Linked DNA regions of Homo sapiens: region 2 is linked to region 1. A link is a loop called in an ENCODE intact Hi-C map of the cell type or tissue named here. Cell type or tissue: CD14-positive monocyte. All regions are shown on one strand. Links, peaks and the distances in the headings refer to the core of each region. The heading gives the core; the rest is flanking DNA. Region 1 overlaps LINC02652 (long intergenic non-protein coding RNA 2652). Region 2 has its middle 96 kb from the start of LINC02652.

Evidence for each region. A loop is a pair of places that touch in the nucleus more often than their neighbours do. Peaks named below come from ENCODE experiments on the same cell type or tissue, not always from the same donor. Only the 100,000 strongest peaks of a DNase experiment are listed, where the experiment ranks them.
Region 2: it touches region 1 in a loop (4-fold over the local background); 1 of 110 quality-filtered maps calls a loop at or near these places.

Annotation. Positions count from the first base shown.
Region 1 is chr10:28,472,993-28,488,644 of GRCh38, reverse strand. The region is part of intron 1 of LINC02652 (long intergenic non-protein coding RNA 2652); the gene reads left to right. Among named protein-coding and RNA genes, the nearest start is that of LINC02652, 15 kb to the left of the region's middle. In CD14-positive monocyte, for the core only: no CTCF peak of the experiment used is centred there; DNase peaks (open chromatin) are centred at 7,104, 8,144 and 9,804; H3K4me3 peaks cover 2,278 bases; H3K27ac peaks cover 3,983 bases.
Region 2 is chr10:28,391,899-28,407,550 of GRCh38, reverse strand. No RefSeq gene overlaps it. Among named protein-coding and RNA genes, the nearest start is that of LINC02652, 96 kb to the left of the region's middle. In CD14-positive monocyte, for the core only: no CTCF peak of the experiment used is centred there; DNase peaks (open chromatin) are centred at 4,650, 6,670, 7,100, 8,220 and 4 weaker places; H3K4me3 peaks cover 2,143 bases; H3K27ac peaks cover 6,491 bases.

The DNA.
Region 1 (15,652 bases), core at 3,692-11,691:
CTCAGCCTCCTGAGTAGCTGGGATTACAGGCGGCCACAACCACACCCAGCTAATTTTTGTATTTTTGGTAGAGACAGGGTTTCACCATCTTGGCCAGGCTGGTCTTGAATTCCTGACCTCATGATCCACCTGCCTCGGCCTCCCAAAGTGCTGGGATTACAGGCGTGAACCACCACACCCAGCCCCAGTCTTTTTCTTTTTTAATATATATTTTAAAATATGGGGTCTCACTACATTGCCCAGGCTGGTCCAAAACTCCTGGGCCAAAGCAATCCTCTGGCCTCAACCTCCCAAGTACCCAGGACTACAGGCGCAGCCATCACACCCAGCTCTCCCAGTCTTACACCTTCCCTCAGATGTCACCCAAACAAATCTTTTCCCTTTCTCACACTTAAGTCCTATTTACTTTCCTTTTGTGATAACCCAAAAATATGGGCCAATGTGAGGAAGGGGTGACTTTTCTGGAACTATAATTCCCCCTGGCCTTTTTTTTTTCTCTCCCCTTGTAGCCAATTGACCCTGATAATGGAATACTCTTATCAACACCCTTTTAATGGAATATGGCTGTCAAGAATCCCCACCTACACCATGTTTTTCTAATGTCATTTTGGAGAAGCAATATCAAAAATAGATACCACCTTCTGACATTCTGGAATGATTTGCATTAAACTCACAAAGGTAAATAGAAGAATAAGGCAGAACTACCTAAAAACCATGATCAATCCTTTATGTCAGGACAAGAGAATGTATTCATATTTCCCTTTGAAGTTTTCTTTCAGAGTTGAGCTTTGTAAACACGCGTATTGGAATATGTTACAGGTTCTGCTACGGAAGCACCAGGGATTCTCTCTAGGTCCTGCTGGTCACACAGAAAGCCAATCACTGACACAATGAATATTGCCAAGGGAGAAAGGTTTTTTAAAAAAAATTTTGTTTATTTATTTATTTATTTATTTTTTGAGACAGAGTCTCGCTCTCTCTCCCAGTCTGGAGTGCAGTGGTGCGATCTCAGCTCACTGCAAGCTCCACCTCCTGGGTTCACACTATTCTCCTGCCTCAGCCTCCCCAGTAGCTGGGACCACAGGCGCCCGCCACCACGCCCGGCTAATTTTTTGTATTTTTAGTAGAGACGGGGTTTCAACATGTTAGCCAGGATGGTCTCAATCTCCTGACCTCATGATCCGCTTGCCTCAGCCTCCCAAAGTGCTGGGATTACAGGTGTGAGCCACCGCGCTGGGCCAAGAAAGGCTTTAATCGGGTGCTGCAGTCAAGGAGATGGGAGCTCATTCTCAAATCCATCTCCCTGATGACTAAAAGTAGGGGTTTATATAGCAGAGAGGAAATGTAACAATGTGTAAGAAAACAGGAAGTAGGGAGGGGCTAGGAAACAATCACGACAAATTAGGGGTCCACATGTCATTGGATGTGGTTGTCTGGTGAGTTTAATTTCTTTTTCTTTTTTTTTTTTTTGAGAGGCCTGAAGTTGATTTCTTAAGGAAGGAACTCACATAAAACAAATGTAAGTTTCAACGTTTAAGACCAGAAGGGTCAATTTTTGTTTATCAAAAAAAAAAAAGAAAACAAAACAAAAAACCCAAAACTCTCTATGGGATTATTGGGTCAGTTTAGTTCTGTGACTTGTTTGTATTTACAGAAGAATCTTCTAACTTTATATTTTATTTGAAATCTTTGGCTTTGAGCATTGAATAATGACAGATCACTACCAGTCATTTTAGTCTGACTAGAATGAAGTAGGGCTTTCTGTGTATACAGTGGGAAAGTAGTTGGACTGAGTCAGTGAGGAAGAGCCGAATGGGAGTTGAGATTCTTTTCTATTTTCTTAGACAGATAAGAAATTGAGAGGACCTGAAAGACCTTTGATGAGATAAATGATATAGTGTTGAAGTCAGAAGGTTTTCTTCTATTTATTTATTTAAGACAGGGCCTCGGCTGGGCGCGGTGGCTCACACCTGTAATCCCAGCACTTTAGGAGGCCGAGGCAGATAGATCTCGAGGTCAAGAGATCAAGACCATCCTGGCCAACATGGTGAAACCCCGTCTCTACTAAAAATACAAAAATTAGCTGGGCATGGTGGCATACATCTGTAGTCCCAGCTACTTGGGAGGCTGAGGCAGGAGAATCGCTTGAACCCAGGAGGTGGAGGTTGCAGTGAGCCGAGATCACACCACTGCACTCCAGCCTGGTGACAGAACCAGATTCTGTCTCAAAACAAACAAACAAACAAACAAACAAACAAAAAACTAGACAGGGTCTCCCTGCATCTCCCAGACTGGAGTGCGGTGGCGCAATCATAGCTCACTGCAGTCTCCACCTCCCAGGCTCAAGTGTTCCTTCCACCTGAGCCTCCTGAGTAGCTGGGTGGACAGGTGTGTGCCACCACATCTGGCTACTTTAGAACAATTTTTTTTTTTTTTTTTGTAGAGGCAGGGTCCCTATGTTGCTTAGGCTGGTCTTGAACCCCCAGCCTCAAGTGATGCTTCCATCTCGCCCTCTCAAAGGGCTGGGATTACAGGCTTGAGCCATCATGTCTGGCCAGTTTTCTTCTATTTTAAAAGGAATTTTAAAGTAATGAGAGAGAAAGGAAAGCATAGAGAGCAAGTACTGCAATGATAGGAAGAAATAAAAATATGCACAAAAAAAATCAGTAAGCCGTGTAAACGGATCTCTCAAAAGAAAAAGATGGAAAAGAAGAAGTAATCCTTTGGAGGCATCAGTTCAATCTCCTAACGCTAATTCATAATATTTATGATTTGAATTTCTGTTTTGCTTATGAGATAATACTAATTTTTAAATTTTTGGTTGTCTTGGAGTTCCATCAAGTTTTATACTGGTGACATCGAGTGCTAAAAGCTTATCCATTCTAAAAAGACTGCTGGATACAGCCACAGGCCAAAACTGCTAGTCTTAACATCCTTCCTCTATTTCTTACTTGTCCGTAGAAGAGAAGCAATTAATTGAGGAGGCAATAGACGCTTAATAGATTTTATCTGTCTTTGTCACATAGCTAATAAGCATTAAAGCCAGTACGTCTTTAATCCAAGTATGGGTTATCCCAAAGTCCATGCTCTTTCCACCACCTTAGCCTCATATTTAATAAAGATTTCTGAGTCAACATCAAGAACCTGTTATTGAAAAGACCTAAAAAAAATGCCAGAGTCAGATTTTTAAGGGGCGACTGAATTTCAGAGGAATACATCAGGGAAAGTGAACTGAAGACTTTTAGTTGAGGAAAGAATATCTGATTCTTAAAGAAATTACTTAATTTGAAATTCTAAGTATAGTATAGCTGTGATTTTCCAAGGAGAGTGTTCTTAAATTGAATCAGATTCTGAAATATATCGACAACACAGAAAAATGTGTGATTTATATGCTAAATGATTAGACAAACAAGGCATAGACAAACAGAAAATAGAAACCAGAGGTTATGCTTCCATAAATAAAGTAAAGGAGACAAATTGAAATAAAAATAAGATAAAAAAAAGAAAAGGAACAGAATAGAGCAAAGCAGTTCTTGCTACCTCTTTTTAAAATCTTTTCCCTACTTTTCGTGGCCCAACACTTGTGTTTGCTGCAGAGAAACAAATGCTGGCCTTGAGACTCAAATAACTACAGTTGACCCTTGAAAAACATGGGTTTGAACTGCAAGATCCACTTATACATGGACTTTTTCCACCTCTGCCACCCCTGAGACAGCAAGACCAACCCCTCCTCTTCCCCATCCTCCCTAGCCTACTCAACATGAAGATGACGAGGATGAAGACTTTTATGATGATCCACTTCCATTTAATGAATAGTAACTATATTTTCTCTTCCTTATGACTTTCTTAATAACATTTATTTTATCTAGCTTACTTTATTGTAAGAATACTGTCTATAATATGCAGAACCAACATACAAAATATATATTAATAATTGCCTGTTTATGTTATTGATAAGACTCCTGGTTAACAGCAGGCTATTAGTAGCTAAGTTTGGAGGAGTCAAAAGTTATATATGGATTTTCAACTGCGTGGGGTTCAGCACCCCTGATATGGTTTAGCTGTGTCCCCACCCAAATCTCATTTTGAATTGTACTTCCCATAATCCCCAGTGTCATGGGAGGGACCTGGTGGGAGGTAATTGAATCATGGGGGCCGGTGCTGTTCTCGTGATAGTGAATACGTCTCAGGAGATCTGATGGTTTTATAAGGGCAGTTTCCCTGCACATGCTCTCTTGCCTGTGGCCATGTAAGACAGGCCTTTGCTCTTCCTTTGCCTTCTTCCACGATTGTGAGGCCTCCCTAGCCATGTGGAACTGAATCTGTTAAACCCCTTTTCCTTTATAGATTACCTAGTCTCAGGTATTTCTTCACAGCAGTGTGAAAATGAACTAATACAGCCCCTGACAAAGGTCAGCTCTAATACCAAGGGGTGTAGAGGGAGCTTAGTCCTTCTTTCTTCTGCTCTTGGTCCTTCTTTCTTTCTTCTGTTAAAGACCTGATTGTGAACCTGAGACATCCTGGTTGATACAACCAGAAAGATCAGGAGAGGATTGTAAAGGGAATAACTTTTTCTTGGTGTGAATCTACGTTATTTGATCCTCATCCAAAAGGCAATTGTGTCTCAACTGTTGGGTAATGCTGCCCCACAGCAATCAGTAGCAAGTAGTTACTGACTCAGTTAATACCCTCAAATTATGTCTTTGATATTAATCTCAAGGATCATAGAAGATACTAGATAATTCTAGAAGACACTAGAAGATAATTCTTGCATAAGGAAACATAATATCTACTCATGTACTAGCATGAAACAATTAGCACTTTCTCAACAACAACAACAACAACACTAACAACAACAAAGTCACTTTGGAAGGCTGAGGAAGGATGATCACTTGAGTTCAGGAGTTTGAGACCAGCCTGGACAACATAATGAGACCTCCAAAATTAAAAAATTTGACTGGGTGCAATAGCTGACACCTGTAATCCCAGCACTTTGGGAGGCCAAGGCAGGAGGATTGCTTGAGCCCAGGAGTTTGAGACCAGCCTTGGCGACATAGTGAGACCTTGTTGCTAAAAAAACAACACACACACACACACACACACACACACACACACATATAGTTTTTGTTTTTTAAACAGAGCCTCACTGTGTGGCCCAGGCTGGAGTGAAGTGGCATGATCTCGGCTCACTGCAACCTCTGCCTCTCTGGTTCAAGCAATTCTCATGCCTCAGCCTCCCGAGTAGCTGGAACTGCAGGTGCCCACCACCACACCTAGTTAATTTTTGTATTTTTTAGTGGAGATGGGGTTTCACCATGTTGGTCAAGCTGGTCCCAATCTCCTGACCTCATGTGATCCGCCCATCTCAGCCTCCAAAGTGCTGGAATTACAGGCGTAAGCCACCGCACCCAGCCAAAAATACATACACCTTTTACTTCCAAGAGAAGTTGGTCTTTGCTAATACTCTTCACAAGGCAAACTGGAATTGTCCTTGGAATTGGAGACTGGGTTGGGAGAGGAGGAAAGGCACTTCTACTGTCAGAAGGCGGAAGTGCTGGCACCATGTTTAAGATGAGCCCTGTGTTCAATATCAGCATATATGGCAGAACTGAGCCACAACCAGAGGTGTGTGAGATCCTTAGGAATTAAAAATGAGATTCTGACTCAACAATAAATAATGTAGAAACCTGCATTGTTTAAAGTACATATGTATTTTGGATTTAAGAGAAATTTGAGGTTTCCTGTCATGGTTAATGGTAGGGATATGAATTTTTAAAAAGTGAATTCTTGTCAGAAGATGTAGCAGAGCAAGTTCTGGATTTTTTCTCTGGTCAACCACTAAATGATTCACTTTTTGTCTTGGTTACTTTTTTCCAAGTGTTTTCCCAAGGGTTTTGTAGTACTCTTCTTTCACCTACAGAAAGTTTTGTCTCTCTTTTTTCTTTTCTTTTTCTTCCTTCTCAATCTGTCACCCAGGCTGGAATACAGTGGCATGATCTCAGCTCATTGCAACCTCTGCCTCCTGGGTTCAAGCAATTCTCCTGCCTCAGCCTCCCAAGTAGCTGAGATTACAGGCACCCACCACCATGCCCAGCTAATTTTTGTATTTTTAGTAGAGACCAGGTTTCACCATGTTGGCTAGGCTGGTCTTGAACTCCTGGGCTCAAGTGATCCATCTGCCTCACTTCCCAAAGTACTGGGATTATAGGTGTGAGCCACCTCACCTGGCTTCTTTTTTGCACAATTTCAAATGTGGCAAAATTAGTTGCAAAGATAGGAGTTAATTTTAGGAGCCGATATTCTAATAAAGCTCAGATTATAGAACTGTACACTTACCATTACTTAATGTTAAATTAATCTAAGACACTCAAGTACACTGATGCATGAACAAGAAATAGGGGTTTCAATTGATTAGTTAGAATAAGACTAGGTTATGCTGCAATGACAAATAAAATTTCCATGACATATTTACTGGCTCACATCCACTTTAGTGGCTATACATCCACTGAAGGTTGACAGGGGCTTTGATCCTCAGACCATAAGAGACTGAAGCTGACATTGGCTCACTATCTTGTTACACTACCATCTCAGCACACATCTCAAAGGACACTACAAAGGGCATGGTGTGGAGGACTCACAAACCAAATCCTCCTCACAGCCTGGTGGCCAGACCTAGTCACATGGCTCCAACTTAACGGCAAGAGCTACAAAAAGAGAGGAGTACCAGAGATGGTGATTCTTCTCATTGCTACCACACCATGTTATTTGAAAAATAATCTGTGTTATATGTAGACTGTATGAGTATTGCTATCATTTTAGAAACATGCTTAATGGACTTTTTATTAAAAAGTCATGAGGGAGCTGGGCGTGGTTGCTCATGCTTGTAATCCCAGCACTTGGGAGGCCAAGGTGGGTGGGTCATTTGAGGTCAGGAGTTCGAGACCAACCTGGCCAACATGGTGAAACCCCACCTCTACTAAGAATACAAAAAATTAGCCGGGCATGGTGGCACGTGCCTATAATCCCAGCTACTTGGGAGGTTAAATCACAAGAATCACTTGAACCTGGGATGCAGAAGTCCCAGTCAGCTGAGATTGCACCATGGCACTCCAGCCTGGGTGACACAGCAAGATTTCGTCTTAAAAAAAAAAAAAGTCATCATGGGAAGAGAGTCACAGTTTCAACTTACACAGAGTTGAGCTTTGATATAAGAATTCTTGCCTGGTGCAGTGGCTCACACATGTAATCCCAGCACTTTGGGAGGCTGAAGTAGGAGGATTGCTTGAGCTCAGGGGTTCGAGGCTGCAGTGAGCTATGAGTGGCACGGTACCCCAGCCTGGGTGACAGAACAAGACCGTGTCTCTAAAAGAAAACAAATAACTCTTGTAATTACAGAAGTCTGTACATTTTCATAAGTAGTGGAATCATTGGAGAGCTGGTCCCTATCCCTTAAGATTTTAGCACAGTGAGTCTGAGGTGCAGTCCGGGAATTTAAATTTTAACAAGCACTTCTGGGGCTTTTCATGCAAGTGGTCTTCAGGGTTTGATAAACACATGAGCACTGGTTTCTGCTTTCTGACAGTGAAGTGTCAAGGCTTCAGCTTGTGTGTGCGCATGATATTTTATTTTGACGAGTGGGGTGCTAAGAAGCAGATGGCTGTTTCTTCTAGCACATTGATCTTCACAAGTTGAAAGCCTCAGTGGACATGGATCCCAAGGCTTCAAAGGTGTGTGGACAAAAGCAGCTGAAAGTGAGAGAAAGTAGAAAGCACAGTGCAAGAAGCTGCGGAGGATGCAAAAGCCATGAGCAGGTGCGGAGGAAGAATGGAAATGAGGGTGAAAAACATCCCAGTGGACAAACCATGTCGCTGGAGAGAGGGATTAACTTATCTGGGTCAACATATGGTCTGGTGGAAAGAGAACATGCTGAAAGCATTCCACAATATGGCAAAGGATTTTGTGATGGTTTTATTTAGAACCACTTGACTGAGAAGCAAAGATGGGTCTGAGAAGGGGCAAAGTCCTGCTGAACTCCCTGTCATTGGAAATGTGATCATTTGCTAAAGAATTAATCAGAGACGTACATGAGTATTTATGTTCAAAGTTTTTGCAGCATCTTTGTAATTATGAAAAATTGGAAATCACCTAAGTGTATGCCACTTGGAAATTGGTTAAGAACATTAGGCTTCATCCATGTGATGGGATGTTATGTAATCATTAAAAGGGTTGTTGGCTCACGCCTATAGACTCTGTATTTTGGGAGGCTGAGGCGGGAGGATTACTTAAGGTCAGGAGTTCAAGACCAGCCTGGACAACATAGGCAGACTCTGTTTTTCCAAAAAAAAAAAAGCCAGGTGTGGTGGTGCATTCCTGTAGTCTCAACTATTTGGGAGGCTGAGGTGGGAGGATCACCTGGGCCCGGGAGGTTGAGGCTTCAGTGAGCTATGATCATGCCACTGCACTCCAGCCTGTGTGACAGAGCAAGAACATGTCTCAAAAAAATAAATAAATAAATAAATAAATAAATAAATAAACAAAACAAAAAAACAACAAGTGGTATTGGAACATCCAGTAAAGGCAGTAAAATTAACAGATTTACAAAATTTCCTTCTAACACTGACTGGAATGAAGAAAACAAGATATACCAAAAGAAACATCCTCCAACACTGAATCTAGGAAATTTTTCCAACCTCATACCACAGACTTCAAGACATCTAAATCCAAATACAAGACACCCAATGCATCCAAATAAAAAACAATTAGGTCTGAATTGAAATAAAATTCTGGGAACCAACCCACAACTCCCTTTTTGGAGTGAGCTGCAGCACGTGGTGAGAGAAGGCTGCATTTCTAAAAAATCCCACTAGTACTTCTCACTTCGGAGGAACAGGAAATAGGGGCCTGAGCTGGCAAGAGAAAAGATCTGGAATGTTCTGCTTGGGGGCCCTTTTCCCCTGCTGTACAGCTAAACATCAATCCAAGGCCACAGTGGTGGGAGAGAGTACAGAAATAGGCTTCTAGCAGCAATTGTCCCTGAGGGCCAGGCAGCTGTGACATAGCAAGCTGGCTGGAGAAAATTACTTGTGGCCACAACAGACAAGGCGTTCACACGCTGCTGGGCTGGGATCCAGCTTCATATCTGATCCGCCAGAGTGGGGAGACAAACCCAACCCTCCAGACCCACTGCCCAGCTATGGGACAGGGTCTGTCCCTTAGGGACTGGGGACCCTAGTCAAGGGTTTCATCAAAATCAGAAATAAGATGAATGGAAAAATAGGCCAGGCATGGCGGCTCACACCTGTAATCCCAGCACTTTGGGAGGCCGAGGTGGGCGGATCACTAGATGTCAGGAGTTTGAGACCAGCCTGGCCAACATGATGAAACCTCATCTCTACCAAAAAATACAAAAATTAACTGGGTGTGGTGGAACACGCCTGTAATTCCAGCTACTCAGGAGGCTGAGGCACGAGAATTGCTTGAACCCGGGAGGCAGATATTGCAGTGAGTTGAAGTTGCACTCTAGCCTGGGCAATAGAGAGAGATTCAAAAAGGAAAAAGAGTTCCCAGCTTTGACTGCACATAGACCCACTTTCCTCCCCACCCTTCTCAGACAGCTTTGGGACCAACAAATAAAAGTGATTTTGATCCAAGCCCCAGCTCATATTCCATAGAGAAGATGCAAATTGCATGCAGGTAAACAGAGAGATAAGCAAAAGAGACCACAGCAGTATTATTTAGGGGGAATAGTGGGCCCATGGAGAACTGCCACTATTTCAAAATGACTAAGCAACAAGAAACACAGTGTGGTGTCTGTGCAAGAATTCTGCCTCTCATCTAAAAAAGAAGGAAGAGGAAGAAAGGAGCTTAAAACGTGCAAGACAAAGAATTCTCTCTGGAATAAAATTTCAGAAAATTGTTTCTACTCCTAAGCAAATTAAGAAGACACATAAAATCAAAATAATGGAATGGAGAGGATCTCTGAAATACCTGGGACTTAAATATACACAGTAGTTTGAAGAGATGGAAGAGACTCCTCATTGTCTCCCATTAGGAAGGGCCACATACATTTTATGAAGCCATGACTTTTTTTTTTTCCGCTTTAGAGGTAGGGTCTTGCTCTGTCACCCAGGCTGGAGTGCAGTGGTGCAGTCATAGCTCTCTGCAGCCTCCAACTCCTGGGAAGTCCTGTGCTTTATAGGATATTTAGCTCCACCCTGGCCTCTACCCCTAGACATCAGCGGCATTCTCCTCTTCCCACACACAGTTGGGAGAAATAAAAATGTCTCTAGATATTGCCAAATATTCCCTGGTTGTTGGGGGGTGGGGGGCAGGTAAAATCACCCCCAGTTGAGAACCACTGTTTTAGAGATTAAGTAGCTTGCCCAGGTCTCATAAGAGAGAAGGGGTCGGATTGTTCGTTTGTTTGTTTTAGTACTTTATTGTTGCTGTATTTTTTTTCTTTTTTCTCTTTAGAGATGAAGTCTCACTTTGTCACCTGGAATGGAGTGCAGTGACATGATCTCGGGTCATTGCAGCCTTGACCTCCCAGGCTCAAGCAATCCTTCCACCTCAGCCTCCTGAGTAGCTGGAACTACAAGCACATGCCACCACAACTGGCTATTTTTGTATTTTTTTGTAGAGATAGGGTTTTGTCTTGTTGCATAGGCTGGTCTCGAATTCCTGAGCTGAGGCAATCCTCCCATCTTGTTCTCCCAAAGTGCTGGGATTACAGGCGCAAGCCATCACGCCAGGACTGTATTTTGTATTTCTTTGATAACAAGGCCATTATTTTATTGTAGGCTCATTAATCATTTGAGTTCCTTTATTTCAGATAATTTTCTTTTTTTATTTTTATTTTTTTGAGACAGAGTCTCCCTCTGTCCCCAAGGCTGGAGTGCAGTGGCATGATATCGGCTCACTGCAAGCTCTGCCTCCCGGGTTCACGCCATTCTCCTGCCTCAGCCTCCCGAACAGCTGGAACTACAGGCGCCCACCACCATGCCCAGCTAATTTTTTGTATATTTCGTAGAGCCAAGGTTTCACCATGTTAGCCAGGATGGTCTCGATCTCCTGACCTCATGATCTGCCTGCCTTGGCCTCCCAGAGTGCTGGGATTACAGGCGTGAGCCACCGTGCCTGGCTTCTTTTTGTTTTTTTGAAACAGGGTCTCACTCTGTCACCCAGACTGGAGTGCAGTGGTGCAATCATAGCTTGGTGTAATCTTGACCCCCTGGGCTCAAGGAATCCTCTTGCCTTGGCCTCCTGAGTATCTGGGACTACAGGCATGAGCCACCATGCTATGCAAATTTAAAAAAAAAAATTTGTAGAGATGGGGGTCTCGCTTTTTATTGCCCAGGCTGGTTTTTTTTTTTTTTTTCTTTTAGATTCAGGGGGTGCATATGCGGGTTTGTTACATGGATATGTTGTGTGATGCTAGGGTTTGGGCTTCTGTTGAGCCCATCACCTGAATAGTGAGCATAGTATCCCATAGGTAGTTTTTCAACCCTTGCCTCCCTCCCTTGCCCATTTTGGAGATGCCAGTGTCTGTTGTTCCCCATCTTTATGTCCATGTGTACCCAATGTTTATCTCCCACTTATAAGAACATGCGGTATTTGGTTTTCTGTTTCTGTTTTGCTGCAAAAGACATGATTTCATTCTTTCTGATGGTTGCAGGAGTCAGATTTTGAATCCAGGTCTGAATCAAAGCTTATGCCTTTTGACCGGGCACAGTGGCTCATGCCTGTAATCCCAACACTTTGGGAGGCTGAGGCAGGCTGATCACTTGAGACCAGAAGTTCGAGACCAACCTAGGCAACATGGTGAAACCCTGTCTCTACTAAAAATACAAAAATTAGCCAGGCATGGTGGCACATACCTGTAATTCCAGGTGCTTGAGAGGCTGACACACTAGGATTGCTTGAACCTGGGAGGCAGAGGTTGCAGTGAGCCCAGATTGTGCCACTGCACTCCAGGCTGGGTGACAGAGCAAGACTCTGTCTCAAAAAAAAAAATTAAAAAGCTTATGCCTTTTGCCGTCATGCACTTCCCTGTCTTTTCCAACTTCACCTCCTGCACGTCTTCCCCCTGCCTTCAGGTATGCTATACTCTTCCTCCTGCCATGGTTTCTGCCCTAACCTCAGCCTGGAACTTTCTTCCTTTCCCGACCTGACTTGGACAATTCTGATCATTTATCAACAGATAGCCAGAGTTGTCACCTAGGGCAGCCCCAACTCCAAATCCTAAATTCAACGACATCAGCCTCTGACCACAGCCTCTGTGCCCTCCACTGCCTGCCTCTCACCCAGGCTCTGCAGGGTTAAGACTGAATGTGCTTGTGTGCTATGATTTGCCTAGAGCCTAGGGTATAGAAGACCGGCTCTTGTTTGCTGAGTCGAATTAAGTTGAAGCCCACTACACTTCCTTCTCTATCTCATTGAGATATCTAGGACCTCAACCCTTCTTTTCTTCCCTCAGTTATTCATTGGAAAGTTATTTGCCAAATACCCTTGCCACATAGTCCCCATCGCAGTCAGGGTTCTCCAGAGAGACAGAACCAACAGGCTTCATATATGAGAGAGGATTTATTAGGGAAATTGGTTCATGTGATTATGGAGACTGAGAAGTCCCCACAACCAGCAATCTATAAGCTGGAAACCCTGAGATGCTGGTAGCATGGCTTAGTCCAAGTCTGAAGGCCTCCAAGCCAGGGAAGCTGATGGGGTGTAACTCTCAGTCCAAGGCCAAAGGCTGGAGACCCTGAGGGACTGCTGGTGTTAAGTATTCAGGCCAGGGAGCCTGAAGTTGTTGTCCAAGGACAGGAGATGAAGAGTGTGTCCCAGCTCCAGCAGATAGATGGACATATTGGTCTTTTCTCTGTTTCTATTCTCTCTGGGCCCCCATCAGATTGGATGGTGACCACGCTGAGGGCAGATCTTCCCTACCTCGTTTACAAAGACTCAGATGCTATCACCTCTGGAAACACCCTCACAGACACACCAAAAATAATGCTTTACCAGGTTTCTAGGCATTCTTTAATCCAGTCAAGTTGACATCAAAAATTAACCATCACACGAGGCAGGCAGATCACTTGAGGCCAGGAGTTTGAGACCAGCCTGGCCAACATGGTGAAATCTCGTCTCTACTAAAAATAAAGAAAATTAGTCAGGTGTGGTGGCATGTGCTCCACTTATAATCCCAGCTACTCAGGAGGCTGAGGCACGAGAATCACTTGAACCCCAGAGGTGGATGTTGCAGTGAGTCAAGATCGTGCCACGGCACTCCAGCCTGGGCGACAGAGGGAGACTCTGTCTCCAAATACAAATAAACAGACCAGGTGTGGTGGCTCATGCCTGTAATCCCAGCACTTTGGAGGGCCAAGGCAGGCAGACCACCTGAAGTCAGGAATTCAAGACCAGCCTGGCCAATATGGTGAAACCCCGTCCAAAAAAAAAAAAAAAAAGGAAGAAAGAAAGAAAGAAAACAAAAAATAAAAAAATAAATACCATAAAATAGATTTAACCATCACAGTCCCCACTCTCAGGAAGCGAGTCAGTGATAGAAGATGGAGATGAATTTTTTTTTTTTTTTTTTTTTGAGACGGAGTCTCGCTCTGTCGCCCAGGCTGTAGTGCAGTGGCGCAATCTCGGCTCACTGCAAGCTCCGCCTCCCGGGTTCACGCCATTCTCCTGCCTCAGCCTCCCAAGTAGCTGGGACTACAGGCGCCCACCACCACGCCCGGCTAATTTTTTTGTATTTTTAGTAGAGAAGGGGTTTCACCGTGGTCTCGATCTCCTGACCTCGTGATCCGCCGCCTCGGCCTCCCAAAGTGCTGGGATTACAAGCGTGAGCCACCGCGCCCGGCCTGCACATGAATCTTTATACTTTAATGGGGGCGAGTGGCAGAAAATAAATAGGCAGTTATTGCAATTTTATGGGATGTGCTATATGGGAGGTGGTGGTTTTGTTTGTTTGTTTTTCTATCCAGACTAGACTCCAATTGAATCACTTTCTTCCAAAGGTTCTTGAGTCCCACAACTTCTCTCCTCATCTTAACAGTTGCCTTGCAAACCACCAGACTGAGACGAACGTGCGCTAACCTTATGGCTTCACGTAGCTTCTCAGAAACTCCTCCAAAACTTGACCTCTCTCCTCAAATTTCCCCCACCTCTTGATGGGGAGGGGACTTTGCTTCCAAAAGGCCTGGCCAGAAACCGTCTTTCTTTCTCACCCATGCACTTCCCACCCGTTTCAGAGGCCAAGCTTTCCCTGAACCTGTCTCTCCTGAAACCTTGCTCCCGAATTACCTTCCCTCTGCCTCTGTGTTGTCATCTTCTCACGTCTCTCCATTCATGAAAATCTGTCCAGAACCCTTGGCTTCCCTCAAGCTACTATCTCACGTTTTCTTTCCTTTTCTATAGCCCATTTATTTGAAAACGCCATGTTCACTCATCATCTGCATTTCCTCACCTCAAAAAAGCTAGACTATCTTTGTTGGTGTCTGTAAGAACCTCCTCAGGCTGGGTACCGTGGCTCACACCTGTAATCCAAGCACTTTGGGAGGCCAAGGCGCGTGGATCACCTGAGGTCAGAAGTTCGAGACCAGCCTGGCCAACATGGCGAAACCCTGTCTCTACTAAAAATACAAAAAATTAGCCAGGCGTGGTGGTGGGCGCCTGTAGTCCCAGCTACTTGGGAGGCTGAGGCAGGAGAATGGCATGAACCTGGGAGGCGGAGCTTGCAGTGAGCAGAGATTGAGCCACTGCACTCCAGCCTGGGTGACAGAGCGAGACTCTGTCTCAAAAAAAAAAAAAAAAAAATTCCTTCTCCTGGCTCAGAAGCTCCTCCACTGAGCACCTTGTGACCCCCCGCCCCTGCCAGCAAGAGAAAAACCCGCTTTGACTGTAACTTTCCACTACCCACCCAAATCCTATAAAACTGCCCCACCCCTATCTTCCTTGCTGACTCTTTTTGGACTCAGCCTGCCTGCATCCAGGTGACTAAAAAGCTTTATTGCTCACACAAAGCCTGTTTGGTGGTCTCTTCACACAGATGCGCGTGACATGAATATATTCTTGCTAGAAAAAAATTGAACAATATGCGTGATGTGAAAAAAAGCTGCCCTATCCTTCAATCTCCCAACTGTAATCCCCGTCTCAGAGGTAGCTATTGTTTTCAATTTGGTGAATATCTTCCCAGATCTTTACTTCTTATATTTACTTACAAAGATGAGTGTATACACAAATACAGCTTTTTATGTATATGTGTGTTGGGTATGTATATATATGTGTTTATATAAGTAAGTGTCACATTATATGAGTTGTTCCATACCTTGCTTTTAAAAATTTATGTCTTGAGGGATTTTCACTTCAGAACAACATATATTTAACACATTTTTTAAAACGGGCTGGTTAGTATTCCTCACGGTGGAGACACAATCTTTGATTTAACCCCTCCCCTGTTGGCTGAAATTTAGGGTCTTTCCAATTATTTGGTATCATAAACAACATAACTCTGAAAATCCTTGTACTTCCCTTTTAATCCACATGGGCAATTATTTCTCTAAGGCAGATGGTGAGAAATAAAAGACAGGGGCTGAATTTTAAGTGCATTTTTGTTTCTTGTGTTTGTACATACTGTCCAAATGCCTCCCCT
Region 2 (15,652 bases), core at 848-8,847, 78 kb after region 1:
GTAGTGAGCTGAAATTGAGCCACTGCACTCTAGCTTGGGTGACAAAGCCAAAAAAAAAAGAAAGAAAGAAAGAAAGAAAACATAGAGTTGAGGTTGAAAGCATCACATAATATCCAGAAGTCCAAGAAAAATGATGGATGTGTTTGTCTGCATAACATCTTTAATATGGAAAAAAACACAGATAAAATTTTAAAATAGGAAAATGAGAAAAAAATCTGCAACAGATATGAGAGACAATGGGTGGATTATCTTTTCTATACAAAGAGCATTTACAAAATAATAAGACAGACAAGAGAAACATGGGCAAAAGACATGAATAGGAAATTTACCAGTAAGATATGAGACTACATTCAATCTCCCTGAAAAGCAAAGAAATGCAAATAAATCAGAAGAGCATTTCCCACATCAGATTTGCCATGATGAATACTTTGGATAAAACACATTGTTGGCAAATATATGGTAAAATGAACAGTACCATAAAATATTGGTGATACTACACATTGTTATGCTTTTATAGGGTAGTTTGGCAATATCTATCCAAATATAATATATGCATATCATTATCACTTTTAGGAACTTATCCCTAGAAGATAATTCCACCATTATGCAAAGATGATTGTATAAGAATGTTCAGAGCAGTGTTGCTTGTAATAACTTAAAAAAAAAAAAGCAGTTTTTGCCAGGTGCAGTGGCTTATGCCTGTAATCCCCGCACTTTGGGAGCCTGAGGCAGGCGGATCACTTGAGGTCAGGAGTTCGAGACCAGCGTGGCCAATATGGCAAAACTCCGTCTCTATTAAAAATACAAAAATTAGCCAGGTGTCACTGCAGGTGCCTGTAGTCACAGCTACTCGGGAGGCTGAGGCAGGAGAATCACTTGAACCTGGGAGGTGGAGGTGGCAGTGAGCAGAGCACTCAGCATCGGTGACAGAGCAAGACTCCATCTCAAAAAAAAAAAAAAAAGGCCGGGCGTGGTGGCTCACGCCTGTAATCCCAGCACTTTGAGAGGCCGAGACGGGCGTATCACGAGGTCAGGAGGTCAAGACCATCCTGGCTAACGCGGTGAAACCCTGTTCTCTACTAAAAATACAAAAAAATTAGCCAGGCGTGGTGGGGGGCGCCTGTGGTCCCAGCTACTCGGGAGGCTGAGGCAGGAGAATGGCGTGAACCCGGGAGGCGGAGCTTGCAGTGAGCCGAGATCGCGCCACTGCACTCCAGCCTGGGCGACAGAGCAAGACTCTGTCTCAAAAAAAAAAAAAAAAAAAAAAAAAAAGCGTATTGTACTTACATTTTAAAAAGAAGCTATTTCAAAGAAAACTTTTTTAATTTTGAAAACTAAAAACAAAACATGTACTGGTTGAGATCAGTTTTCTGGAGAACCAGCCCACTCTCCAGAGGCCAGAGAGCTGTGATGCTTCCATAGCAGAAATGCCCAGTGAGTAACGAGGGCTAGTCTCAGGAAGCACACAGCCCCATCAGAATAAGCTGTATTCGCAGGAAATAAAAGGTGAATTGACTGAAGTGTAAAATGATTCAATTGGATTTTACTTTGTTTTTAAGAAGAGCATATCCATTGAGACCAGCCTGGGTGACAGAGCAGGACCCTGTGTCCAGAAAAAAAAAAAAAAAAAGCCAGGTATAGTGGCACATGCCTGTTGTCCCAGCTATTCAGGAGGCTGAGATGGGGGGACTGCTTGAGCCCAGGAGTTCAAGGCTGCAGTGAACGATGATTGCACTGTTGCACGCCAGCCTACTTGACATAGTAAGACTCTGTCTGGAAAAAAAAAAAAAAAAAGAAAAGCATATTCATAGAACGGAAATTGTTTGCACAGTCTTCATAGGGGATCCCCAAAAGTAAATAGTTGGTAGAGTTTAATCTGATATTTTCTGTATTATTTAGGGTGAGTTAACTGCTATAACAAACAATCTTGAAATATGCATGACTAAACACAACAGAATTAGTTCCCTCTCACATTGCTGTCCACTGGGAGTGAGGGGTGGGTCCCCACAAACTCATTCAAGGAGCCAGGCTTTCCAAAACTGGTTCCACTATGGGATCTCTGTGTCTCATCAATGGACAGGGAAGAGAGAGAGTGAGCCAGTGCAGAGGGCAGGAGTGGGAAGTCCAGGGGCCAGGCCTAGATATGATAGGCATCGCTTTTGCTTCCATCCCATTTGCCAGCACTGGTCACATGGCCCCACCTAGATGCAAGAACACCAAGAAATGTAGCCTTCCTGTGTGTCCAAGAGGAAGATGAACTGGTTTAGGAAACTGGTTCTGCTAATTGTTCACGGAAGAAAGTTCTTGAATCTGACAGATGCCCATATTTTAGTTACTCTCATATGGTTAAAAGTAAATCTTTAGCGTCACCATGCCTGGATAAAATATCCCTTAAGAAAATACTATCTCATGTTGCTCTAAGCAACTTTCTCTTTTCTTTTTTTCTTTCTTTCTTTCTCTCTTTCTTTCTTTCTTTCTTTCTTTCTTTCTTTCTTTCTTTCTTTTCTTTTTCTTTCTTCTTCCTTCCTTTTCTTCCTTTCTTGTTCTTTCTTTCTCTTTCTCTCTCTTTCTTTCTTTTCTTTCTCTTTCTTTCCTCTCTCTCTCTCTCCCCCCGCCCCACCCCCCCGCCTTCCTTCTTTTTTTTTTTTCTTCAAGCTCTCACTTTGTCACCCAGGCTGGAGTGCAGTGGCACGATCTTGGCTTACTGCAACCTCTGCCTCTTGGACTAAGGTGATCCTCCCACCTCAGCCTCCACAGTAGCTGGGATCACAGGTGTGAGCCACCACACCTGGCTAATTTTTAAAAAATAATTATTTGTAGAGACAAAGTCTCACTATATCGCCCAGGCTGATCTCAAGCTCCTGGGCTCAAGCAATCCTCCTGCCTCACCTCCCAAAGTGCTGGGATTACAGGTATGAGCCACCACGTCCAGATTTCTAAGCAACTGTTTTTTTTTGTTGTTGTTGTTTGTTTTTTGTTTTAGACAGAGTCTCGCTCTGTAGCCCAGGCTGGAGTGCAGTGGCATGATCTTGGCTCACTGCCACCTCTGCCTCCCAGGTTCAAGAGATTTTCCTACTTCAACCTCCAGAGTAGCTGGGATTACAGGCACACACCACTACGCCTGGTTAATGTTTGTATTTTTAGTTGAGATGGAGTTTCACCATGTGGGCCAGGCTGGTCTCAAACTTCTGGCCTCAAGTGACTGCCCACGTTGGCCTCCCAAGGGATTATAGGTGTGAGCCACCCTGCCCGGCCCTAAGCAACTTTCTAAAAAATAGTTTAGTGTCCTACGTATCCTGATATCCAGAAGAAGTCAGATGAGGCCAGAATCCCAGTGTTTAGAAAATAATTTGTTTCTTTCTCTCTCTCTCTACTGTTTCGGTAAATTCTCTTTCTGTTTTATGTATCTGTGAATTTTGAGTTTGAGTTCACTCTGTAGCATTTCTGGACCTGGAAGGCTAGAGTGGGACCTGAAGCTCGGTGGCCACAAGAACATTCTGTGGTCTCATGGGTCCCTTATGTTTCCATCCCTTGGCATCATCTCACTCAAACTGCAAACTGGAGCATCCAGTGGGGCTGGCTGGAGCACGTGCAGAAGGCAGAAGATCAAGTCCAGAAAATTAATTAAGGCTGGATCAGAACCAAAACCATGAGCCCATAATTTCAAAGCTGGAAAAGAGTCTGAAATGTATTTAATTAAATTAATTAATTAATTTATTTATTTATTTTGAGACGGAGTCTTGCTCTGTTTCCCAGGCTAGAGTGCAGTGGCTTGATCTCAGCTCACTGCAACCTCTGCCTCCCGGGTTCAAGCGATTCTTCGGCCTCAGCCTCCTGAATAGCTGGGATTACAGGCACGCACCACCATGCGCAGCTAATTTTTGTATTTTTAGTATAGACAGGGTTTTGCCCTATTGGCCAGGCTGGTCTCAAACTCCTGACCTCAGGTGATCCGCCCACCTCGGCCTCCCAAACTACTGGGATTACAGGGATGAACCACTGCCCCCGGCCCTGAAATGTATTTTAATATCAAAGTAAAGCAGAAATGGGGCTGGATACTTAGGCATCAACCTTTTTCTTTCGCTTTCTTTTTTTTTTTTCCTCCTAGATACAGGTTCTCATTCTATTGCCAGGCTGGCGTGCAGCTAAGAGCCCTGGTCTTCAAAGAAAGTTTTCCCTTAAGCAGAAACATGGACTCAGCATCTCCTGGTTAGACTATTAGCTGTCTCTTGGGCAGCAGCCCAATCACAGCTCACTGCAGCCTCCCACTCCTGGGATGAAGTGATCCTCCCACTTCAGCCTTGCAAAGCACTGGGATTCCAGGCATGGGCCACTGTGTCAGGCCCATCATTGCCCTTTTAAAGCAGGGGTGCTCATCTGCTAGGACTTACTCTGAGAATGCCAGAAAGCCTGACTTTGCAAAGAAAGGCAAACTTAGTTTACCAACTGCTGTAAGAGTAAGGAGGGCTGAGGAGCCAGCAACCTAGGGTGGAGTAGCTGATTTGGTTTGGCTGCGTCTCCACCTGAATCTCATCTTGAATTGTAGTTCCCATAATCCCCCCGGTGGGAGGTAATTGAATCATGCAGGTGGTTACCCCCGTGCTGTTCTCGTGATAGTGAGTTCTCAGGAGATCTGATGGTTTGAAAAGGGGCTTTCCTCCCCTTTTCTCTACACTTCTCCTTGCTGCAACCATATGAAGAAAGACGTGTTTGCTTCCCCTTCTGCCATGACTGTAAATTTCCTGAGGCCTCCCCAGCTATGCTGAACTGTGAGTCAATTAAACCTCTTTCCTTTATAAATGACCCAGTCTTGGATATGTCTTTATTAGCAGCGTGAGAATGAACTAATACAGTAGGGAACAGAAAAAGTACCTCTTCCCCTTATTCTAGGAACTTTCCAGTTTCACATCAAGATAAATCTAGCGCTCTTCACCTCTGAATGTGAATTTCTGTTCTCCTGTCATCTTGGGAGGTGTTAGTATTCAGTCTAGGGAAATTAACAAGTTCTGTAAGAATTAGCTCCTCTGCACACCAAAGTTACTCACATAAAAAGCCCTCAGACTCAGGTATTTAACTTTTGTTCACATCAGAGCTGAGGCTGCTGGGAAAAAAGCCCAAATCAAGGCCTTTTTTGTTTATTAAATTTTGATCAAGAGCCCTTTAATTCGGGATATGCGGCTTTCTCTTATGGCACATACTGTTGCACTTGAAGTGGTTAATTGAGAAAGCTCTGAGCTGCTGCAGCCCAGGAGAGAGTTAATAGTCTATCCAGGAGGTGCTTAGTCCTCATGTCTGCTTAAGGGAACCTCTGCTGAAAACTTCCTCTGAAGACCGAGGCTCTTGCCTGGATTCTTAGATCACTCACAGGCAGAAACTACTTGATAATTTGTGGGACCAGGTGAACAATAAAAATATGGTGCCCTTTATTCAAAAACTACTAAGACTTTCAAGATGGTGATAGCAGAGCATTAGCTAAGTTGGGGGCCTCTCCTAAGTGTGGGGCCCTGTGTGCCTGCACAAGTCACACACCCACGAAGCCAATCCTGCCCACAAGTAATCTTCAAATTCTACAGACTCAAACTAAATGCCAGTTTTTCCTTCCTTGAGCATATTTTTTTTTTCTCCTGTACTTATTACATTTAATGGGACACTATCTACCCAGGAAAAAAGCTTGGGATCATCCCAGATTTCTCTCTCCCCTTCACCCTACCATCCAATTAGTGATGATTCCTGTTAATTTCACCTGGAGAACTTCTTTTGTTATTTAACACATTTCTCACCTTAATCCCCATCCTGGTTCTGACTCTCATGATCTGTCAGTGGTATCTGCCTGCCTGAATCCCCCACAATGATCCCTCTAAACCACTCAGCTGACCACATCACTGCCCTGCTTACAAACCTTCCAAGACTCCTTGGAACCTATGAAATAAAACCCAGATGATTTAGCATGGAGCATGACACCCTCTGCAGCCTGGTTCATCCCCACCGCCTCATACCTGATGCTCCCACAACTCTAAGCGACACAGATTCTGGATGCTCTGTACTGAGTCATGCCACTGTGCCCTCTTATGCTTTCCCTCCTGTCAGAAATGCTGTGCCTGTCTCCCTCATGTTACCTCCTGGAAAGGCTGACTGATGGTCCCCCAAAAATCCAGGTCTCAATCTCTGGAATCTGTGAATGTTACCGTATATAGCAAAAGAGACTTTGCAGCTGTGAAGTGCTTGAAATGGGGAGATGATCCTGGATTACCTGGGTGGACACTAAATACAAGCAGAAGTGTTCTTATGAGAGGGAGACAGAACTCAGACTCCACAGAAGAGGAGAAGATGATGTGGAGCTGGAACAGAGGGAGATTTGCAGATGCTGGCCTTGGAGATGGAGGAAGGGGCCATCAGCCAAGGAGTGCAGCTCTAGAAGCTGGAAAAGGCAAGAAATGCATTCTCCCCTAAAGCCTCCAGGGATGCACAGCCTTGCCAACACTTTGGTTTTAGCCAGTGGACCCATTTAGGCTCTTGACTTGCAGAACTGTAAGAAAATAAATGTGTGTTGCTTTAAGCTACCAAATTTGTGATTCTTTGTATGACACATAGGGAACTAATATACCTCCCTTCCTTCCCCAGTACAACCAGCTATGACCCTTCCTCTGTGCATACATAGCATCAACAGCATACTTTCACCATATTGTACTAATTGCACATTTCTTATTTCCTCATTAGGTCATATGCGCCTGAAGGCAGGGACCATGTCTTGTTCCTTTTTCTTTTTTTTTTTTTTTGTGACAGAGTTTTGCTTTTGTTGCCCAGGCCGGAGTGCAATGGTGTGATCTTGGCTCACCGCAACCTCTGCCTCCCGGGTTCAAGCGATTCTCCTGTCTCAGCCTCCCGAGTAGCTGGGATTACAGGCATGCGCCACCACACCTGGCTAATTTTGTATTTTTTTAGTAGAGATGGGGTTTCTCCATGTTGGTCAGGCTGGTCTCGAACTCCTGACCTCAGGTGATCCACCCGCCTCGACCTCCCAAAGTGCTGGGATTATAGGCGTGAGCCACCGCACCCGGCCCTGTTCCTCTTTATCTCCCTGGCACCTAGCCAGATGTAACAAGCACCTCATAAATATTTTGCAAGTGAAACTGCCCCACAGTGTGAAAGGCAGGGCAAGAGGCATGTTAATGGGGAGCAATCTACTTTCAGTTCAAGAAGTTACCCTTTCTATGATCATAATGTTCATTGCTCCAGGATGAGCAAAACCCATGAGAGCAGAACAAGTTGTACAGAGCACAGAGCCCTCAAATTGCAACCGGCCGGTGTGTAGCCCTCTCTGATGGAAAGAACAAACTGTCCCAGAGTAAGAGGACTATTGAAATGCATTTCGGAAAGTCATTTTATAGAGAGCAATATGCTTGGGGTAGCATTGGGATATCACTGATACAGTCGATGTCAACTGTGATTTTTGGGAAATTGATAGACACACGCTGAAATTTTTGTGCAAATAGTAGTTAGGACTTCGATGCAAGGCAGCGACACCTCCGCACAGATGCAATAAGGAGCAGGCAGACAAGTATCAGCAGAGCTTGGAAAGAGCAGGGAAAGGATTTTGGTTGAGAAGAAAACTGTTCTCTTAGCCATAATCACTAAGCGTTTCCAGCTGCTTTCTAGGCCCCACTGCCTGCTAGCTGTAGTTAGATATGTGAACTTCTGCTTGCTTCCTCTATAGTAAAAACTCTATTAATTGTAATTATGTAATGTGATGTAGTGATCGGTTGTGATCTACTCATCTTTTGTTGCCTTTGCAAACTTCAGCATTAATGAACACCCTGAGATGTTACTCTAGAAGCATCTGACTTGGAGGATCCTGATTAACGGTTGCCATCAGGAATCTGGTGATCACAGTGAGTAAAATGAAGTAAGGAACTCCACTTCCAGAAAGCTGCTTTGACAAGGCTCCCCTCTGCCTGGGTGGGCCACACATCACCGATGTATAACCCAGAAGAGCTGGATAATTCTCATCTGTGACCTGACCCACATCATCATTTACTCTGTTCAAAGACAAACATGGAAATGATGGAAAAATTTGGAACCTCCTAAAATTGCCCAGACTGTGAAAACTCTGGTCTTAAAAACATGAAAGAAAAAAGCAACATGAATCAGCAAAGCTGATTGCCTTGTCGTGGCAATAAACAGCCCCACAAATTGGTGTCTGTAAAACTGGTGTTGGTTCCTCCTCTCGTCATGTGGCCCAGCCTTGCCTGCCATCCACCACTTCTCTGGTTAACACCAAATCCAAGCGTACCCACTCCAGGAAGTTTACTCCCATCATGTCAGTTAAGGCCATAAAAATCAATTGCAGAAGCAAGGCTGAGAGGAATGCCTCTTGCTGCACAGATTTTTAAAAGTAATTATTCAAATAGATGTGGAAAACCAGTGATAAAAGAAAAACTTTAGCTGAATTAAATTTAAAGCAGTTTAATTGAGCAATGAATGAGTCATGAATCGGGCAGCCCCCAGAATCACAGCAGATTCACAGAGACTCCAGCGCAGCCACATAGTGGAAGAAGATTTATGGACAAAAAAAGGGAAAGGACGTATAGAAATTGGCAGTGAGGTACAGAAACAGCTGGATTGGTTACAGGTTGGCATTTGCCTTATTTGAACACAGTCTGAACACTTAGCAGTGTATGAGTAGTTGAAGTGCGGCCACTGGGATGGGCCAAGACTCAGTTATTGTTAAGGTGCACACGCCTAAGTTAGGTTTTCATTCTTGTCTGATTATTAAGCTAGGTTACAGTTCATCCACAAGGACTCAAATATAGAAGTACAGAGTCCTGGCCAGGCGCGGTGACTCACACCTGTAATCCCGCACTTTGGTAGGGCGAGGCGGGTGGATCACCTAAGGTCAGGAGTTCAAGACCAGCCTGACCAACATGGTGAAACCCAGTCTCTACTAAATACAAAAAATTAGCCAGTCATGGTGGCTCATGCTTGTAATCCCATTGGGAGGCTGAGGCAGGAGAATCACTTGAACCCGGGAGACAGAGGTTGCAGTGAGCCAAGATCACGCCATTGCACTCCAGCCTAGGCAACAAGAGCGAAACCGTCTCAAAAAAAAAAAAAAAAAATGGAGAAATACAGAGTCCTTCTCAGGCCATATTTGGCTTGCTTTAACACCAGGAAGAGAATGATGCTAATCATTTCATTAAGAGTTCATGTTTCCTCAGACAACCTACAGAATGGGAGAAAATATTCACAAACTACAGATTCAACGAAGGTCTGGTATCCAGAATCTATAAGGCCCTTCGGTAGTTTAACAAGCAAAAAACAACCCCATTAAAAAGTGGGCAGGCCAGGCACAGTAACTCATGCCTGTAACCCAGCACTTTGGGAGGCTGAGGCAGGATGATTGCTTGACCCAGAAGTTTGAGATCAACCTGGGAAATATAGGGAGACTCCACTCTTACAAAAAAAAATTAAAAATTAGCCAGATATATAGCCACCTATAGTTCCAGCTACTTAGGAGGCTGAGATGGGAAAATTGCTTGAGCCTGGGAGGTCGAAGCTATGGTGAGCCATGATCATGCCACTGCACTCCAGCCTGGGCAACAGAGTGAGACCTTGCCTCAAAAAAAAAGTGGGTGAAAGACATGAAAAGACACTCTCAAAATAAGACAAAGAAGCAGCCAACAAACATGAAAAAATATTCAACATCACTAATCATCAGAGAAATGCAAGTCAAAACCACTATGAAATACCATCTCATACCAGTCAAAATGGCTATCAGAATGGCTGTTACTAAAAAGTCAAAAAATTACAGATTTTTGTGAGGATACAGAGAAAATGGAACGCATATACACTGTTGGTGGGAATGTAAATTAGTTCAGCTCCTGTGAAAAGCATTTTGGAGATTTCTCAAAGAACTAAGAACTACCATTCTATCCAGCAATCCCATTACTGGGTATATACTCCTCCCCAAAATAAATTGTCCTACCATAAAGACACATGCATTTGTACATTCATTGCAGCACTATTCACAACAGCAAAGACATAGAATCAACCTAGGTGCCCATTAATGGTGGTCTGGATAAAGAAAATGTGGTACATATACACCATGGAATACTATGCAGCCATAAAAAAGAGCGAGACCATGTCCTTTGCAGAAACATAGATACAGCTGGAGGCCGTTATCCGAAGTGAATTAATGCAGGAACAGAAAACCAGATACTACACGTTCTCACTTATAAGTGTGAGCTAAACATTGGGTACACATGGACGTACAGACGGCAATGATAGATACTGAGATCCAATAGAGCAGGAATGGGGAGAAAGGGTACAAACGCTGAAAAACTACCTATTGTGTATTATGCTTACTACCTGGGTGACTGGATCAGTCACACCCCAACTCTCAGCATCACACAATATACGCAGGTAACACATCTGCACATGTACCTCCTGAATCTAAAATAAAAGTGGAAAAAAAATGTTTTTTGAGACAGAGTCTCGCTCTGTCGGCCAGGCTGGAGCGCAGTGGTGTGATCTCAGCTCACTGCAACCTCTGCCTCCCGGATTCAAGTGATTCTCCTGCCTCAGCCTCCCAAGTAGCTGGGATTACAGGCGCCCATCACCACGCCTGGCTAAGTTTTTGTATTTTTAGTAGAGATGGCGTTTCACTGTGTTAGCCAGAATGGTCTTGATCTCCTGATGTCATGATCTGCCCACCTCGGCCTCCCAAAGTGCTGGGATTACAGGTGTGAGCCACTGCGCCCGGCCAAAAGTTGAAGTTTTTTAAAAAAGACTTCACATTCCCAAGTAGGGAACATGACTTGATGAGCTCTCTAAAGTGCCTAACACGCCATAGGCACTCAACAAAAATCTAATTAAAATATCTAGACATTGAAGGGAAAATTCATTTTTTTTTAGACATAAGAGAACACAGCTGTGTTTGTGGTCTGTTGACTGTCTCAAGTTATTTTGAAAGCATTTTGTTTTGGTAACAAACTTGGCAGGTTCTCTTTCCCCTCGTCTTTATATCCATGTGTATTTAAAGGAGAATTTAATCCATATGTTCCTGATTCAATTATACTTGACTCATCCCAGTATTGCTTTGTGCGAGTGATTTGAACGCCAAGAATTTTGCAAATTTCCTAACAAACTCTGAAGTTTTGTTTTTTTGTTTTGTTTTCCAAGAACTAAGAAATTTGGTTTTGTTCACTGAACATTCTGAGAGTTGTTTTAAGGAAGCACGTAGACTTTCACTTATCACTGTGTTAGTATTTAGTTACAACTTGGGATGATGAGTTGTGAAAATGATGACATGAATATAGCTGCATTAAATGTTGATTATTGGCTGGGTGTGGTGGCTCATGCCTGTAATCCCAGCACTTTGGGAGGCCAAGTCAAGTGGATCACCTGAGGCCGGGAGTTTGAGACTAGCCTGGCAAACAAGATGAAACCCCGTCTCTACTAAAAATTCAAAAAATTAGCCAGGCATGGTGGCACACGCCTGTAGTCCCAGCTACTCGAGAAGCTGAGGCAGGAGAATCGCTGGAACCTGGGAGGTGGAGGTTGCAGTGAGCTGAGATCGTGCCACTGAACTCCAGCCTGGGTGACAGAACGCGACAATGTCTCAGAAAAAAAAAAAATGTTGGTTATTTAGTATTCCTATTACATAACTGTTCAAAATGAAATTGACCCCGAAATTAGATCATCGTGGGAATTATTAAACTCTTACAAGCTCTCAACTTGGTTCAAATCAATTGAAAATATCGAGCATCAATCAAGTGCAAGTCACACTGCTCTCATAGCAGACGAATTCTGGAATGTCTGCCTCATTCCCAAATTAAATGCCCTCTGCCACTCCACCTACCCCCCACAATACACAAGGGGGCTTCTGGCATCCTGGTTGATTTTTTGACTAAGTGGGCACTTAACTCAAATGAGGCTTGCCAGAATCACCTGTTGATAATTTAAATTGGGAAAATAGAGAAAGAGAGAGAGGCAGGGAAGGAGAAGTAGTGGAGGAGAAGAAGGAAAAGAAGGAAGAGGAGGAGGAGAAGACAGTGGAAGATAAAAAGAAAAAGAGATTAGTTTGTTTATGTGACTTGTAGCTGTACCATATAAATGTGAGAGCAAAGAGTGGGCATTTTCTGCCATAAAGTGTGTGGCCAGAGTAAGTCATAAGCCAGCACGCAAAGACAGAATGAACCAGAAAAATCAATGCATATATTTAATGCATTATTTTTCTCCAAAATCTGTTATAATCAATGCACTTTAGAATGTGAGAAATTCAACTGGACGTGGTGGCTCACACCTGTAATCCCAGCACTTTGGGAGGTGGAGGTGGGCAGATCACTTGAGGTCAGGAGTTCGAGACCAGCCTGGCCAACATGGTGAAACCCTGTCTTTACTAAAAATACAAAAGTTAGCCAAGCGTGTTGGTGCACACCTATAACCCCAGGTACTTAGGAGGCTGAAACAGGAGAATCACTTGAACCCAGGAGGCAGAGGTTGCAGTGAGCCGAGATTGGGCCACTGTACTCCAGCCTGGGTGACAGAACAAGACTCAAGAACAAAACAAGAAACAAAAAACAACAACAACAAAAAATCCAACAACCCCCCAAAACAAAAGAAAATGTTGCCAGGTGTTACCAGTATTTAACACTGAGAGTTAAAGTTATAAGTTATTTTTACTTCTATTATTATTATTATTTTGTTAGTAGGGTTGGGGTCTTGCTATGTTGCCCAGGCTGATCTTGGACTCCTGGCCTCAAGCAACCCTCTCACCTCGACCACCCAAAGTGCTGGGATTACAGGCGTGAGCCACTACACCCGGCCTTTTTACTTTCTTATTTAGACTTTTTCTATACTTGGTGAATTTTTTTACAATTAGAAAATCACTTGAGTTGTTTCCTTCCGAGCAAAGGAAAAGGATCTATAAATGTGAGCATAAAAAATGTGAACAAATGACTTCTCTATGGGTCACAGGGTGAATTAAATAGGGTTTACATTTTCCCAGAAATTAAAAAAAGATTCGTCAGACTATGATTTTTTAATGAAAAATTTTAATATTATATAACTTTCCCTTTACACCAAGTTAAAAAAAAAAGTCGTTATGTTGAACAAGCAAGATTCCTGGGGTGTGATCTGCAAACACTTTCATTCTCCCATGCCCCACACCATCTGCTCATGCCCATTCTGTGGGGGTAATTTGTGGGTTCTTCAGAGCCCTCTCTCACAAGCTGTTCTCTAGATTCATGCAGAATTGCATCTTATGTCTCTGATTCTGGGAGGACAGATTTAGCCTCCCTCTGATAAGATCTCCTGGCCCCAAAGGATTTAAGAAAACCCCAGGTGGGCTCTGCGTGGCCACATCTGGCCCATAGAATACGCTCCCCTTAGATCTGCCACTAGAGGGCGCACAGGCACTTCCCAAACTTACCTCTTCCCCTGCCAAGGATTTTCAGCTACGCTGTTGCCTGTAGATTACTTTTGAAGCACACATCAAGCTCCATCTGTATGAGACAGTTGTCAAGCTTCCCATGTGGTGGAGAGACGTTCACAGCACATCCGTCATACCCTCCAGAGACACCTTGTTTAATCTCTACCTGCAAGTATTTCATAACTTCCAGGTGGGATCTCGGTAAAGGGTAACAAAACTGTTTTTAAATATCTGCTTTGCAAGTTCTGACTGTGTGTCCTGGCACCTCACTTTGCAAAATGGAAGTAGCTAACATCATCATCTTGGGGGCTCTGTAGAAACAGATTGGTAATGTCTGATCTTAGCATCCTGGCCAGGTGCCGTGGCTCACGTCTGTAATCCCAGCACTTTGGGAAGTGAAGGCGGGTGGATCACTTGAGGTCAGGAGTTCGAGACCAGCCTAGCCAACATGGTGAAACCCCATCTCTACTAAAAATACACAAAAAATTAGCCAGGCGTGGTAGCTCACACCTGTAATTTTAGGCACTTGGGAGGCTGAGGCAGGAGAATCACTTGAACCTGGGAGGCGGAGGTTGAAGTGAGCTGAGATCACTCCACTGCTTTCCAGCCTGGGTAACAGAATAAGACTCCATCTCAGGAAACAAACGACGACAAAAACAAATAATAAAACCATCCTGTTATACGAAGACTCACATACATAGAATCCTATTAGTGTTTTGTCATTTTATTTCTGGAAAGAAGAAGGGGAAGGAAAGATAGAGAACAGATGGAACTTTAAATTTTCCTGAGCATCTATTACTAGAAATTTTCCATCAATTTCTAATTTAACTTTTTTTTTTTAAACGGAATGTTCTGTTTTCTCAGATGCCTTTTCTGTGTCAATGGAGATTATGACTTTGTTCCTAATCTATTAATAAGGTAGGTTATATTAAACAATGATAGCTGCTATGCCAGGCTCTTTGAAATATACATATTTGGGATGATATTATCCTAGAGTTTACAAATGGGAAAACTGAAGCTCATGAAAGTGAAGTGAAGCAGCCATCACAAGGTTAATGAGAATTACTAGCCAGCTCTAGGCAGAATTATAGTTAGGCCTTGGCCAGGGTGTTCTGATACACTTCAAACCACCTCCCTGCAGCTGCTAACTATCCAAGAGGCATGTAGCATGCTGACCACCTGCTCCCCATTGTCCCTATAGGTAGAATCTTTGGCACTGGACCTTTATTTATTTATTTATTTATATGTTTTTTAGAGACAAGGTCACACTCAGTCATCTAGGGTGAAGTGCAGTGGTGCAATCGTAGCTCACTGCTGCCTCTAACTCCTGGATTCAAGTGATCCTCCTGCCTCAGTCTCCTGAGTAGCTACTACTACAGGTGTGTGCCACCATGCCCAGCTAATTATTATTATTATTTTTTTTTTGTAGAGGTGGGATCTCCCTACATTGCCCAGGCTGGTCTTGTACTTCTGGCCTTAAGCAGTCCTCCTGCCTTGGCCTCCCTAAGTGCTGGGATTACAGGTGTGATCCACCACTCCTGGCTGCTACTGGACCTTTTTACCTAAGAATTGCTTAAGATATTTTTTCTGATCCTGAATTCCAGCAAAATAGCTGACACCATCCAGTTTGAAGACCCCCATCAAGTAGCCACCTCAGCACGGGGATGCAGTTTCTTCATCTCCCTGCCCCGTGACTCCATCCGTCACTTCTCAACCAATGAGCAACTGCCATGCTTTAGCCCATCACCTGTCTAGACTCCTTACAAACCCCATACCCAAACCTTGTGGGGAGGTGGATTTGAGGTTTGCTCCCATCCTGTCATCCAGCGGGGCTATGATTATTATTATTAAACTCTTTCTCTGCTGTGACCCCTGGAGTCTTGGTATATTGGTTCACTTTGCATTGGGCAACAAACCTATGACAGTTGTACAAGCTTACACAGCTCAGGAGTGATGGGTGGTCCTGGTCCCACTGACTGGAAATGCCACGATTTTTCTACTTTAACTATACTTCCTTTCATGACTATTTCATGGTCAATTACTAATCTACATGGTAAATCAATGGCTTTTTAAAACAAATAAAACAATTGACCAGAGTATTATTTTTAAAAGATTTCTAAAAGCACACATTTTAAAGAGGAAATGCTAGATAAGCATCAATCCCTTTTTTAGTTCTGTTGTCAGAGGCCTGTATCTAGGCTACTTCTATAAGGCAAAGTTCTT